Linked DNA regions of Mus musculus: regions 2 and 3 are each linked to region 1. Evidence: chromatin contacts called from ENCODE Hi-C or POLR2A ChIA-PET data. All regions are on one chromosome and are shown on one strand. Each heading gives the region's core, a stretch centred on a gene start or an enhancer-like site at or near the end of the contact. The rest is flanking DNA. Distances are from core to core; before and after follow the strand shown.

Evidence for each region. Hi-C counts contacts between places; a loop is a spot of excess contacts on that map. ChIA-PET counts read pairs that join two places held with the same protein, here RNA polymerase II (POLR2A).
Region 2: a loop to region 1 is called in a map of T-helper 17 cell, with 3 times the contacts of the local background. The contact joins the promoter of Aldh1b1 here to the promoter of Slc25a51 in region 1. A Hi-C loop is called at or near these places in 4 of 37 maps with a recorded cell type or tissue (T-helper 17 cell, T-helper 2 cell, mouse embryonic stem cell and 1 more). POLR2A ChIA-PET finds 5 or more read pairs at or near these places in 1 of 5 experiments (Patski).
Region 3: a map of T-helper 1 cell shows a loop between it and region 1 (5-fold over the local background). The contact joins the promoter of Tomm5 here to the promoter of Slc25a51 in region 1. A Hi-C loop is called at or near these places in 6 of 37 maps with a recorded cell type or tissue (CH12.LX, T-helper 1 cell, left cerebral cortex and 1 more). POLR2A ChIA-PET finds 5 or more read pairs at or near these places in 3 of 5 experiments (Patski and embryonic stem cell).

The regions. Positions count from the first base shown.
Region 1 is chr4:45,406,857-45,411,860 of GRCm38, reverse strand. It overlaps Slc25a51 (solute carrier family 25, member 51), which reads left to right and starts at 3,095. Exons shown (of 3, transcript NM_001009949.3): 1 at 3,095-3,166. It overlaps Gm46852 (a long non-coding RNA gene), which reads right to left and starts at 2,471. Exons shown (of 3, transcript XR_001784277.2): 1 at 2,384-2,471.
Region 2 is chr4:45,796,678-45,801,681 of GRCm38, reverse strand. It overlaps Aldh1b1 (aldehyde dehydrogenase 1 family, member B1), which reads right to left and starts at 2,660. Exons shown (of 2, transcript NM_028270.4): 1 at 2,513-2,660.
Region 3 is chr4:45,105,994-45,110,997 of GRCm38, reverse strand. It overlaps Tomm5 (translocase of outer mitochondrial membrane 5), which reads left to right and starts at 2,885. Exons shown (of 2, transcript NM_001099675.1): 1 at 2,885-3,085. The coding sequence starts at 2,965.

The sequences.
Region 1 (5,004 bases), core at 1,846-4,345:
TCTTCTTCTTCCTCCTTCTCCTTCTCTTCCTCTTCCTCCTCTTCCTCCTCCTTCTCTTTGAGACAGGGTTTTCCTGTATAGCCCTGGCAGAGTCCTGGAACGTGAACTTACTTACAGAGATCTGCCTGCCTCTGCCTCCCAAGTGCTAAGGGAGTGTGCCACCACCTCCAGCTTATTGGCAAACACCTATGCTTCCTTTGGAGCCAAACTTTTAAGCTGAAGAGCCAAGAATGAGTCAGAACGTTCTGTTCTTGGGATTTGTTTGTGGGAAAGAGACACCTTTTTTGGGCAACCGTAACATTCTGACCTCTCTGTGTCTGGGAAGAGGCAGCAAGAGGAGTCACTTTTGCCCAAGGTGACCAGGGAAAGCCTTAGGTGGAAGAGGCAATAGGACCTTGCCAGGCTACCATGTTGGGTGAAACTTTGATGGTGACAAGGACAAGGTTTATAGAACACAAGGATTTGCAAAACATGAGCAGTCGCCCAGGACTGCATTTCAGAAGGTTAGCTAGGGAGAAGGTCACAGCAAGGCAGAGGAGCCCGACCGTGGACTGTCCTGTGTGCCAAGTTAAGAAATGGGTTGCCTGGGAAGGTCCCAAAGCTGAGCAATGACACAAACACACCTGGGTTAGAGGACGCTGTCCGAGGCCCCTGTGGAGGTAGAACAGTTTTAGGATACCAACAAAAGATAGACGGATAATGAATGGGGCTGGATATGGAAAGCTATCCTGATGATGAATTCTAGATTTAAAAACAGGTGGCTTTCATCTTTACAGATCTTCAAGAACAGTGAGTAAAGTCCCTGGAAGCTTCTGAGAAGAAGCTAGAGGCCTGCACTGTGGCCTGCAGCATGACAGGACCGCACTGGCTCCATCCAGACACGAGTGTTCTGGTGAGGAGGGAGGGACACTCTTCTGCGTCGGTTACATCCCTAACTGTATGTTTAATTCCAATCTTTCCCTTTATGTCCCCCCCCTACACACACACAGGAGAATAACCTTTCCATTCTAATCTGAAATTAATTATTTATGCTTATGAACACACTGGATACCTGCCTGGTTTCTTTGCTTTTTGAATAATACATTTGAATAGAAATTCACAGAAGCCAAGGCAAACATAATTTTGAGGTAAATGCCCTTTCCCCAATTGTTGCCTGGTTGTTCTAAACCATGAGATCCAAAAACCTGTCCCTTGTGCTTATGACAGGGGAGGGAGGTTTGCACTAACAGGCCCACTATCTGGCATTTACTGTCTTATTCCCTCCCACTGTTGAGGTGACTTCCTTCTCTGGCCCATATTCCATCAGATCACCCTGAGGCCCAGTTCAAACACCTCTTACCCCATGAATCTGTCCCTGGTTCCTTATTGTGGGGCACTGGGCTCTGCACAGACAGGCTGGTCTCCAGTCGAGCTGAGGTCTGAACCCCGGTGGTCATAGGATAGGGAAACTCTGGCGGGGTGTGGGCCTTTTTTCCCTTTTCCCACTTCCCCCGGGCCCCGTTTTTTTGTTCCCACACCTTCTCAAGGGGAAAGCCTCTCATACTTCTGCTTTTGTAGGCTTTGGGTCCATCAGACTCTGACCTCCCTTGGAGGTACCTGCTGCACAGCTGGCACCTCCTCAGGGAGCCATGACTGTACGTGTGGCAGAGGACACTAGCAGTGTGGCCCAACCCAAAATCAGGAACTTATTTTAAGACTTGAGGGTTGGGTGCTGGAGAGGTTGCTTGGTCACTCAGTTAAGAACATACACTGTGCCGGGCCGTTGGTGGCGCACACCTTTAATCTCAGCACTCGGGAGGCAGAGGCAGGTGGATTTCTGAGTTCGAGGCCAGCCTGGTCTACAGAGTGAGTTCCAGGACAGCCAGGGCTATACAGAGAAACTCTGTCTCGAAAATAACCAAACCAAACAAACAAACAAACAAAAAAAGGGGCTGGGGACTTAGCTCAGTGGTAGAGCGCTTGCCTAGCAAGCACAAGGCCCTGGGTTCGGTCCTCAGCTCTGGAAAAAAAAAGAAAAAGAAAAAGAAAAAGAAAAAGAAAAGAACATATACTCTTCTTGAGTCTGGCACCCACATGGGACAGTTCACAGCCTTTAATAATTCCAGGATCAAGAAATCTGAAGCCCTATTCTGGCCTCTCTGGGTACTTATACACATGTGCTAACAGTAGAATAAATCTATTTTCTTTTAAAAAAGAAATGTTTTGTAATTTTTTTTCCTCTTAGGAACTCATTGACTGGATCTCTAGGCAAACTTCCTTAAAGGAGGCTTTGAAATACCAAGATTGACACTCCCGTTTGCTGACGCTAGAAGGCGTGGCCTAGGAGGCGTGGTTTCCGACAGCTTCAGAAACCTGTAAACACTAAGCAGGCTGGGTCACCCACCTGGAACGGTGTGTAATGGTGAGATAATCCCAGTCCTAAGAGGCAAGCTGGTCGCACATTCAGGAGTCTGCTGAAGAGCCTGCCCACGAAGGCTGACTTTGTCCTTTCTGTCCACTGACATTTATCGCCTGTGGTTCTGCAAATCAGAACCATTGTTCAAATGTCACAACATGGAGGAACCCACTCATGGAAGAGACGAATAACTTGCCAAAAGTCACTCAAGGGATGTCACGGCTATAATTCTGACCCGGCTCTCCTAACTCACAGCAGGGTTCTCCTTCCAAGACTCCACAAACTGTGTGTGCATCTAAGGAAAAAGAGGCTAGCTGTATGACCTCATGTACAACTCAGGTGTCCTGTGAAGTGCGGTGACAAAGAGCTCTCCACCAAGCTTTGAGATCGCCTCATCAGAAGCTTTCGCGCCTCCACGCACGCGCTATCTACAGCCCTGGATCTCAACAGACTACACGCTAAATGACGCGCTTGCTGTTTTGTGGAACAACGAGGCCACCGTATAACTTCAGCTTAAGTCAGGGGGGCGGGGAGACTAGCGGCACCCCCACAGCCTGGCAAAAGGTGCGACAAGAGTCAGTACCGGACCGGACGCAGTACAAGGCAGCTATAGCGCTACCCAGACCCTGAGCGAGGCAGGGCCCTGGTCACGTGGCTCGACGACGTCCCGCCCCGCCCCGCCCCGCCCCTGCCTGGGTCGGACCAGTCTGCGCCTGCGCGGGCGCGGGCTCGCTCGCCAGCCGTCCTGCGGGCTTGCGCCCCGGGCCGTGGGTGAGTCCTGGGTGGGGTGCGGTGGGGAGCGGAGGCCGCTGTGCTGCCCTAGCTTCGGGCCAGAGAGAAGGGAGGCTTGAAGCAGGGTCGCGGGCTGCCGAGCTCCAGGTCCTGCGCTCTCCACGCGTCCGGGTCCCGGCAGCTGCGGCCCGGCTCCGGCCGAGGGCCCTGTGGTGCTGCGGCGCGCTCCGGCAGGGAGGCGCCCACAGCTCGGGAGATGCAGGCCCCGGGGGATCGCGGTGGCCCGTGGTTCCCTTTGTCTGCCACCCGCGGGATCGCGGCGGCCCGTGGTATCCGGTGGTGCTGGCCATTCCGCCCAGCGCCTCTCCGTCCTCCCCGAGTGGGCAGATGGAAGCCTGGAGAATGCTCGTTCCGAGGCACCATGTTTCATCACGCAGGAAAGAGTCTAAGGCGGGCGGGTGGGTGGGCGGGCGTCAATTGTTCCCTTCTGTGCGGATTGTTGTAGCTAGCTTAGGTAGAGGATGGCAGCGCCTCGGCCATGTTTACGACTTTTAGCTTAACCTTTGTCTTGGCCCCTACAGGCTGCCCAGCTGGTCCTAGTGCCCACCTTCTGGTTGTCAGTTTTTACCTGTTGTCTATTGAGCAGAATGAATTGTGTGTGGAGTTACCGTACCAAAATGGATCTCCGGCGCCTTTGCTTTGAAAGGATTTGAAGACTCGGATCCAGGGCACATGAGAAACCAGAGTCGTCACCCTTAGCGTTTCTTAGGGCGACATGACACTTCTGACAAGAATTGACTCTAGTCTCCTTTGTCAGATAGAAGCTAAGATAATGGGTTTTTTTGTCACAGCTGTTGCTTTGCATTTGCAGTGGTAAAATCCTGCTGTAACTAGCACTTGAACCCTGCCTGACCCTGGTTTTGTATGCTGACTCAGACCTGCTGACTAGTGGGAATTCACGTCTTTTAAGAATTACAGTCACCCTTTGCCCTGTTTTTGGTCAAAGACCTTTGTACTAAGGTCATATCTGGCTTTTGCATATCCCTGTGGGCTGAAAGTTACATTGAGTATTTAGAATTTACACTGTGCTTACATCACAGAAGTTTGACCCTTATTGGATCAAAGTGGATTTTGCTCCCTTGTGTTAGGTTCGGTGCCTTACAGCAAACTAGAGCAGTCGTAGTAAATACATTTTATAGTAAGTTGCAAAAGATTATCATTTGGAAGTATTTAAATAGGAACCAGTTTATCAGAGTTAAGTTAGTGATCTGAGTGTTGTTATAAAACATGCCATGTTTTAAAGTTTATATATATATATTTGGGGAGGGAGGTTGGGGGGCTCTAATGTGCCAAGGCGCTTGAATGGAGGTCAGAGGACAACTTTCCAGAATTTTTCTCCCACCTCTCGATTGAGCTGATTGGCAGTTAGCTCCTTACTTGATGAGCCTTCTAAACTCTTATCAGAACACTGCACACTGTTTTTCCTTCTTGTTGCTGCATTAAGAAACTTGTTACAGGCTGCAGAGATGGCTCAGCTGTTAAAGCTGTTAAGCTCATAACCCAAAAAAAAAAAAAAAAAAAAGACGCTAGTCACACCACCCTGGTAGGCAGGGTGCAGCTGACAGGAATGCTTTAAGTCTGACATCTGGGAGGTTTGCAAAACATTACATTTTAGCTAAGCATAGTGGTGCACACCTTTAGTCCCAGCACTCTAGGGGGCAGAGGCAGGTGGTTCTCTTGAGTTCAAGGCCAGCCTGTCTACACATCAGGTTCCAGGACAGCCAGGGCTACACAGAGAAACCCTGTCTCAAAAAAGGCACTTTTTTTTCTGTATAAGACCCTTAATATCTAATAATGTAAGTGGTCAAAAATATTTC
Region 2 (5,004 bases), core at 1,411-3,910, 390 kb before region 1:
TTGATTAGCACATTCAAAGCCCTAGGTTCAATCACCCCATGACATAAACCATGTATGGGGCTCATCCCCATGACCCTAGTACTTAGGAGGTGGAGGGAGGAGGGTCGGGAGTTCAAGGCCATCACTGGCTCCACAGTGAGTTTGAAGACAAACTCTGATACATAACACACTCTGTCTCAACAAACAACAGCAGCAGCAAAGCAACCCTGGGACACCTCTGGAGCTGACCTCCGAACCTCCAAAGTATGTTTCTCAGTCTCATTCGCCTTGTACGATCTTACATGCCTGTGCATCGTTGTCCCTAAGCACGTTAGTAGGATGAGCTCCTCTGAGGCAGGGATTTTTGTTGCTGTCATTCTATGCCCCGCTAGCGTGGCAGACCTTGAGGGAAGGGACTCTGAGGGATCAGAATTTCTCCAGGAAGCCCCCCTTCTGAGAATGACAATACCCTGCAGCGTCAGGAGATACTCACCAATCCGATAATTTGTGTCACAGCTAAAATTTGCACTGTAACGCCTCCTGGCTTGAATTTTATCTTTTTAATAAGATTTTAGTGTGGCTACAGGCAAAGCCAAGAGAAACCAAGAACCTTTCTTTCCCTAGTTCTGGCCTAAACCACACACAAAGCCCTTCTCACGCTCCGCAAGCTGGATGCTCTAAGCCACAGAGATAACCAAACAAGCCCTTGGGAGTCCAAGGTCAACCTGGCCTACAGCGGGAGACCCTGCCTCAACAACGCAAACAACGCAAATAATTATTAATTCTGCTCTTTCGTCAGAGTCACCTCTATGACCATGTCCGGTCCTAGGGTAGACCTATTGCTGACTGAGTGACACACTAGGAAAACACACTAAGATTCCCACAAGGGCCACTGAGGAACTGCCCTGAGATCTGAGCAAGGACCCTAGAGACTTGGGACCCCAGTTCCCTCAAATGTAGAGTTCCCTGGGGTGGTGTTGAATGGGGTCTTCCATGTCTAAAACCAGAGACACTCCACTCTGGCAGACATCAGAACACTCAAGGTCTCAGAAACCAACCTGGCAGAGCCCCCCAACCCCAGAACAGTGGGACGGGGCTTAGTTTTCTGGGGTACAAGTCAAACACCAGCTGAGGTAGGTCTGCTTATTGTCACCTAAAACAGCAGTGACTTTCTTTACTAAAACAGCATGATAACATGATGAAATGTAAATGTATCTAAAATTGCATAAACGACTGTTAGACTGTGTTTCTACTTCCTAGATTAGTTACACAGTTAATCTCTGGCTAGGAATAGAAACCTTGTGTCTTTTCTGTCTCACTCGGAGGCTTGCTCCACCCAGCAGTAAAATGTAATTGCACCAGCCCAGATCCTTGACCTCCACCCCCACCCCCACCCCCACTCCCATCCCAGGCCCTTTCAACCCTCTGTCCCAAGTGCAGAGAAAGAAAAAAAAAACCTAATCCACGAAAGCAAGGATCCCACCAGGTCCTTAGCCATACAGAAATCAATGCTGACCAGAAAAAAGCCCTCCCAGGGGAACCTGAGCCAGCAGGCCCATCAAGGACATCTGCTTTGTCCTTGTAACCAAAAGACCAGGATCTCTCTCTCTCTCTCTCTCTCTCTCTCTCTCTCTCTCTCTGTGTGTGTGTGTGTGTGTGTGTGTGTGTGTGTGTGTGTGTGTGAAATTGCTCTTAGGTCACACCAAGGCTCTGCTGCTCAGAATCTTCACAGGGTCCAAGTGGTTGCTTTCATTTTGCACATAGAAAAGTCTCTGGTCCGGCTGGAGAGCTGGCTAAGCAGTTAAGAGCACTGACTGCTCTTCCAGAGGTTCGAAGTTCAATTCCCAGCAACCACATGGTGGCTCAAAACCACCTGTAATGAGATCTGACGCCCTCTTCTGGTGTGTCTGAAGTCAGCTACAGTGAACTCACATAAATGAAATGAATAAATCTTGAAAGAAAGAAAGGAAGGAAGAAAGGAAGAAAAGAAGGAAGGGAGAGAGGGAGAGAGAGAGAGGAAAAGAAAAGAAAGAAAAGAAAAGAAAAGAAAAGAAAAGACAAAGCTCTGGTCACAGGTTATCCAGCTTTACAGTTTGCGGTTCATCTTCTCACTGTAAATTCAGCAGCCTCCCTCCCTGTCCCCGTCAGGTTGAGTAGAACAGATTTTGATGGCTACTCTAGAGGGAACCACAGATGTTCAGGGACACTACTCTCTCATCTTTGGATTTGGATTCCCAAAGGCCTAGCTTTGTGGTTCCTCCCAATATCAGATACTCATGTCCACCGAGTGAAAGGCCTGAAGTCAGAACCCCGGAACACACACTTAGACCTAGCCTGTCCACTATGGCCAGTGGCTCTAGCCCCAGATGGGAACCAAGATGAGAAGGTTTGGGTGGTTCTGTGTTCTCCCAGCCCATCCAGTGTCTCCCCGATAGGAAGCGGCGTGGAAAGAACCCAGCAGTGCACCCGGAAGAGACCTGCCATTCGGGGACCGTAGCGTGCCCCAGTGCGGAGGGAGGGCGGCGGTAGCTACCTGCGGTGGTCTGGGGCTCAGGCTCCGAATCGCGCTCAGGCTCAAATTCTAGTATCAGCGTTCTCCGGTCAGTTCAGCAGCCGTGCGGACCCGCCTCGCTCAGCCGCTAGCCAGCCAATGTGGTTCCGTCACCAGCTAAGCTCCGCCTGCTCCCGGCACCGCCCACCACTGAGGGATCTCGGCTCAACACCCTGATTTCCCCTAGCCTAATCTTAGGTCCAGCATCAGGCACCTTCCAGAGGATTCTGATTTGGCTTCTTTGGAGCAGGCATCTCAAGTCTGAGAGCCTAAGGACACTCCTTTGACAATCAAAAGAGGGACCCAGAGAGAGGTGGGGTTTTCCTAGGATCACATGCCCGGCTCTATCCTGGGACCCCTCCTTAAATATCAACCATTGACAGACCTTGTTGATAGAGTGCCGCGGATCAGCATTCCTGAGCCTGTTTTACTAAGACAGTACTGAAAATTCTTGTTCCAAAATCGTGAGCAGATCGGATACATTCCAAACAAAATGGGCTATGTTGTTTATAAAGTCTACATTGACCATTGGTCTCTGCTTTTGAGCTGAGGGTGGACAGTTGGGCCAAGACCCTGGGGTTGGGGTTGTAGGAACTGAAGATTTTTAAAATAACATGCATTTTAAAAAAACAGCCTAAAATGCAGTCAGAAAGACAGTGGAAGTGAGTTACACGGGGATTAGGCTGGCTGCCATATTGTGTGAAGAATCCTGGCGGTGTTAAGTAGCTAGTTACAGATTAGTGGATTTGAAGGACACCACTCTCATAACCAATGGCTTATAGGATTGAATCTGAAATCGCAGGACTTTATTACTGGTCAAAGGAGTGTGATCTTGTCATAGCTCTTATCCTGGGTAGAGATATAACATGCTGTACTGTCTTGGGTGGAGGTGTCATTAATAGATAACTATCTAAACAACCCTCAGCAAGATTATTGCCTCCCTTCAAGCTTTCTGGTAAAAAAAAACAAGACATACCATTCTTCCTTACTTTAAGAGTGAATCCAAATAGACCTGTCCATCACCCAGACAGAAAACATTCCTTAGAAACAGCTACCTGCTCTAGAAAAAGCCCACTCACAAATGGTCAGCACAGTGGCAGTGGTCTCTGACCTCTGTCTGCTCTCACGTGGTCCCTTTGGCTATTGTGCAATCCCCTACTGCTGGGTGATAAATTCTACCTACCCTCCACCTACACTCTGAGCGTCTCTTCTAGACCTTTCCATGGAAGTCACAGAACTAGGGAGTCACTAAGAAAGGCTGGCACAAGATCCAGGTGACTGAAAAATCTGGAGTATTCTCCCTTTAGAACTCAAGGAACAAAATATGTACACCAAGTCTCTGAAAGTCCAGATCAGGCAGGGTCTGTGGAGTGCCAGAGGGCAAAGCCAGACCAGTGTGTGGGAGGTTATGGGGCACCCCAAGAAAAACATCCTGGCAGAGCATAGTAGGAACTGGGCATGTAGCTCGCCCAGTACTTGTGAAGTTTGAATACAATCCCCGGTGAGGAGACAAAACCCAGAAATGCCCCCCCCACTCCCCGCCCAGGGAGCTCCACTCAGTTAGAGCTGAACCCTTAACGATGCAGCAGAGGAGGAGTTTAAGGCGGTAAGTGTTACTATTTGCTCTTTATCTAAGTGAGTGAGACACGCCACACGCACAGGAAAAGGACCAAATATACCCAAGTGTGGATATGGGCTTCTCAAGGAAGAGTCTGGCTTAGTTAGGTGTCTTTACTATGGCTCTAGATAGATGGGTGGATAGATAGATAGATGATAGATAGATAGATAGATAGATAGATAGATAGATAGATAGTGACTCTGGTTTCTAAGTTACCTTGTTCAAAATATATAATTTACAAGAAGGCAAAAAGACTAAGCAAAGTTTTAAAATTACGTTTTTTAGGGTTTGTTGTTGTTTTGGGGGTTGTTTTTTTTTTTTTAGTTTAAAATATGAGCTGGTCTACATATTGACCTTGACCTGAAGCCTGTCCCTGTAACTGAAGCTGTCAGGTGGTTTTACAAGAGGCATTGCTCAGAGTTAGAGATGAGAAGGGTATGCTCACAGCTCCGCTCAAGGCCATGGACATCCCGGCCCTGCAGAGTTCTTGGTTGTTTTGAACATCCTGTTTAAGAGTGTCCAGGAAAACAGGCACCTCTTCTGTGGGCAGTCTGGCTTTTGTCAGGTTGTGTCTTGACTCTCGGCCAGCCCGCCTGCAGACTAGATCCCAGGGGGAGCGGCTTCTGCCTCTTCCCATCACTCTCCCTTAACTTCCCATCTTTCTCCCCTTCCCCACACACAACCAGACAAAACAGAGCTGGCTAAGGACTGTGAGGGCTGCCTTGAAAGGTGGATGCTCTCCACACTGGAGGAGAATAAGGAGTCACAGACATCCCTACCGATAGGCATTAATTCCCCAGAATCCTACAGGAGGGACCATCAAATGATGATCAGCTAGGCAAGGGGCTCCCAACTC
Region 3 (5,004 bases), core at 1,636-4,135, 300 kb after region 1:
AGATTAAAGCCTCTGCTGAGAGTAAACCATCTCTTGTAGCAAGATCTGTTCATTGTTACATTGTTTCCTACCTTGAGCAATGCACATACTGGCTATTTTGTTTATCTGTTTTAGTTTGGTTTTGTTGACATGATAACCGAAAGCAACTAGGGAAGGAAATGGTTTATTCTTGCAGATAGGTGCAGTCCATCACAAAGGGAAGCCAAGAGCAGGAAGTCCAGGCAGGAGCCTGAAGGCAGGGTCTGAAGGAAGTGGAGGCTGTGGAGGAATGCTGCTTACTTACCTAGCCAGCTCTCTCTCAAACAATCCAGGCTCACGTGTCTAGGAATGGTACCGCTCTTACTGCGCTGGGCCCTCCCACACCGATCATCAATCAAGGAAGTGCCTCCCAGGCTTGCCCACAGGACGACCTGATGGGGACCTCACCTCAACTGAAGTGCCCTCTTCCCAGGTGACCCAAGCTTGTGTCATCTTAACAAGAATCTAGCCAGCACACTAGCTGATCACGGGTGATGATATATTGACATTCATGCACTCCAAACTATTATGCCCTCAATGACACAAATAGAATTCAAATGCATAGATGATCAGAGTGAGAAGAGACTTTAGAGCACGAAAGAGAGACTTGTCCCTGATTTTGTGAGCAGGGAGAAGCATTGCCAAGAGTGATCTTCTCGGCACTCATGAAGGCTGGACCTCTTCCTTAGGAGTCAGCCCCTCCCCTACCACTGCTGCCTCTGCTTGTCCACTGTCTGAATTATAGATGCAAATACTTACTAAAGCTTGAAGAAACACTCGAGAGTTTTTTACTCTAACCCCAGGGTCTTACACTCTGTCAATCAGGAAGGTGCTAACATTGTCAGTCATTCTCACAGTCAAGTTTTTTTGTTTGTTTGTTTGTTTTTTGGTGTTTTTGAGACAGGGTTTCTCTGTGTAGTCCTGGCTGTCCTGGAACTCACTCTGTAGAACAGGCTAGCCTCGAACTCAGAAATTCGCCTGCCTCTGCCTCCCAAGTGCTGGGATTAAAGGCATGCACCACCATGGCCGGCCTCAAGTATTATTCTTTTGTTTGTTTGTTTGTTTGTTTGTTTGTTTTTCGAGACAGGGTTTCTCTGTGTAGCCCTGGCTGTCCTGGCACTCAATTTGTAGACCAGGCTGGCCTCGAACTCAGAAATCTGCCTGCCTCTGCCTCCCGAGTGCTGGGATTAAAGGCGTGTGCCACCACGCCCGGCTTCAAGTATTATTCTTTTTTTTTTAAGATTTATTTATTTATTATATGTAAGTACATTGTAGCTGTCTTCAGACACTCCAGAAGAGGGAGTCAGATCTCCTTATGGATGGTTGTGAGCCACCATGTGGTTGCTGGGATTTGAACTCCCGATCTTCAGAAGAGCAGTCGGGTGCTCTTACCCACTGAGCCATCTCACCAGCCCTCAAGTATTATTCTTATTTAACCCCAAATTCATTGTTGTTATACAGTGTGCCTGCAAAAAGAGACGTTCTGATATTGGATTATGTGAAAAATTCAGTTGTCCCATTCATGTCTGAAAACTCTAACTTGATTTTCTCTCATCTGTCCAGTGTTGATCAGTTTTGATCTGGGCTCATACTTGCTGTAGTCCAAGATCTTCATTAGAATATTTAAAGATCAGTTACCTCCAAAAAATGAGTGTACAGAAAAAAAATGTGGGAAATGTTAGAATTTCAGTGTCTGGGACACTAGCAGTCTGAGCTCACTAGCTGAGGGTGATAACCTTGACCTCTGTTTTTTGTTTGTGTTTGTTTATCTTGGGATTGTTTGTTTGTTTCAGATTGTCCTTGTAATTACTTTGTAACCCAGGCTGCCCCTAACCTTGCAGTAATTCTTTTGCCTCTGTCTTCTGAGGGCTGAAATTACAGGTGTGAGACACTGTTTCCACCTTGACCTTGAACTCATTCGTTTGTTTGTCTGGAGACAGGATTTTTCTGTGTCACCCTGGCTGTCCTGGAACTCACTCTGTAGACCTGGCTGGCCTTGAACTCAAAGATCTGCCTGCCTGTGTCTCCCAAGTGCTTGAGCCAGCACTGCCCTGACCTTCAACTCTTGACCCCTTTTTTCCAGCAGCCCAGTGCTGGGAACACAGGTGTGTGCAGCACTGTGCTGGCTAGTTTTTGTCAACTTGACACCTAGGAAGCGAAAACCTCAATTGAGGAATTGCCTCCACCAGATTGTCCTATTGGTGAATTTGAGGGTCATTGTGTGACTACTAGTTGATGGAGGAAGGCTTAGCCCACTGTGGGCAATGCCACCCGGCAGGTGGTCCTAACCAATAAAAGTAAGTTAGCTGGTTGAGGCCAGCTAGCCAGTAAAGACAACGTCTCCGCTTGGTTTCAGTTCCCTCCTCTAGGTTCCAGCTTGAACTCCAGTGCTGGCCTCCCTGGATAACGTTAACAGGTTAGGTGAAACACTTTCCTTCCTAAGTTATTTTGGTGGTGTTTATCACAACAGCAACACTATCCAGGGCTTCATGCATCCTAAGAAAACGATTTGGCAAACGAACTTCATTCCCAACTAAGTTGTTTTAAATTTCAAACCTAGGAAGGACAGACTAAAATGTGCATTTCACGAAGTACTGTCTTAGATTCTTCATAAATGTTATTATTATTTATAATGATATTTTTGCACACACCTCCCTACTTTACAGCATAAAACAACTTTACAGGTGGCACTCTCCCGGCTAGGGACCAAAACACAGTCCAGATCCACCCAAGGCTCAGAGACTTAAGGCGGCGGCCGCCCCCTTCAGGTCTCTTTGCTTCAGACACAAGAAGACAGGATGAAATTTTCCCCTCACAGGTTCCCGTCACAGGACAGAAACAAGGGGTGGGACAGGAAGTGGAGCCTGGCTAAGTTCCGGGTGCAGGGCGGCCACTGGAGGAGAGCAAGCTGCTGCTCTCGCAAGCTTTGGAGGCAGAGCCGCCGCAATGTTCCGGATCGAGGGTCTCGCGCCCAAGTTGGACCCGGAGGAGATGAAGCGGAAGATGCGTGAGGATGTGGTCTCCTCCATTCGGAACTTCCTCATCTACGTGGCCCTGCTGCGAGTCAGTGAGTGTCCTTCTGGGCTGTGACCGTGAGGCCACGCGTCCACACCCAACCCTGCACGCGGTCGTGGGGCCTTGAGCTGAGCATCCTGGGGAGAGTGGGGTGCTTGCACGTCCAGGACTGCCCAACTGCGCACACTCTGGGGGTCTGCGGGTCCTGGGGATGTGCCCAGTGCACGTGGTGGCGGAGGACGCGTGGTTAAGTCACCTTTGCTCGCCCAACGTTTGTGCTTAAGAAGCTCCCACGTGTTATCCTCGGAGCAATACCCTCGTTTTGCAAACCTAGAAACGGTCCCCGGAAGGTGGCTGACCCAAGGTCATTTGGCCGTTCAGAGAACGAATACAATTCCGGCTGAGCTCTTAATAAGGTAGCAGGCGCTTTCTCTCTCTGCTTGCCTTTGAAGTACAAGAGATTAGCTTTCTTTATGTTTGTTTGTACAGAGGGTGAAGTAAATAATTGGTTTTTCTTGGAGAATCTCTGAAGCGTTTGATCTCAACATTAACAAAAGTTGCTTGATCTGTGCCACCTCACCCCAAGTGAGAGCTTGAGTTCATAGGACACATACTCAAGGTTAAAGCCATACTGTCAATTTAAAAGTCAGGGGCTGGCTAGGTGGCTCACTGAGTTGCCTGAGCCGGATCCACACGTGGTGGCAGGAGAGAACCAGTTTCCAGAAGTTGTACTCTGACCTCCACACCTGTACCACTTCTTCCTATTGTCCAGTGCTTGCTTGCCTGTGGGAGTCTTCTGGGCAGGGAGAGGCAGGAGCGATTCAAATAATTGAAGAACATACCAACATTTTTAGAAGACTGGAGTTAAGGCCTCCCTCATTTGGGTGCCTCTTTTGCTGTACTCTCTGTATTGCTGGCTCCTCCAGGACAGGACATCTTGGGGGAAATGGAAGCACCCAAAACATCCTGCTTACCCTTTAAACTTTAGCTTTCCCATCCTTCTCTTATAGGCAAGAGCTCTCAAGGAAATGTTAGCTTAGTGCACTGATTTATTCTATTTAATGATTTTTATTTAGAACCGGGCATGGTAGCACACACTTTTAATCCCAGCACTCAGAAGGCAGAGGTAGGTGGATCTCAATGATTTTTTTTTTTTTTTTTTTTTTTAAAGACCAGCCTGGTCTGCAAATGGAGTTCCAGGACAGACAGGGCGGTTACACAGAGAAATCTGTCTTGAAACAAGAGACTTTTGTTATGTGTTTTTCTGCTTGTCTATATGTGAACCACGTGCCTGCAGTCCAGAAGGGGGCGTTGGAATCCCTGGAACTGGAGTCAAGCTGGCCATTAATTGTAAGCTGCCAGGGATGGCTGGATGGCTGGGCTGCTGGGATCTGAACTCAGGTCCTCCTGATTGACCGCAGACACTCTGAACTGCTGAGTCATCTCTATCTCAGCAACGCCACTTGGGTATTCCAGACAGCTCTGTGCACATCATTTATCACATCAGCACAGTAACTGGTGTGATCTGAAGGGCATAGGTGACAGAGTCATAGAGAAACCAGAGTAGGTGTCTGTTCCTCTGCTTGCCTTACACACACACACACACACACACACACACACACACACACACCTCCTAGCCCCTGTTCTCCCAGCATTGGTAATGAAGCCTAATGCCCATTTGATTCCTCTTGCATTTCGTCTTGTTTGGGTTAAAAAGGAATCTGCTCCACCTCCCACCCCCCTCAAGTATACCTTGGGGGTAAAGTCCTTGCCTGGCCCGTGCAAGACCTGGATTTAACTTCCTGTAGTGCAAAATAGGTCAAAGATGCCCACAGTGAAGGGCTGTTGGGGTTACGTACAGCCCTGGAGGAAAGATGCCGGAGTGTGAGGTTGCTTGCTCTTTGTGTGCGATGGTTATTGAGTGACATGGGGGTGGGCAGCTTTGCAAAGCAGCGGATCCCTTCTTGTGGT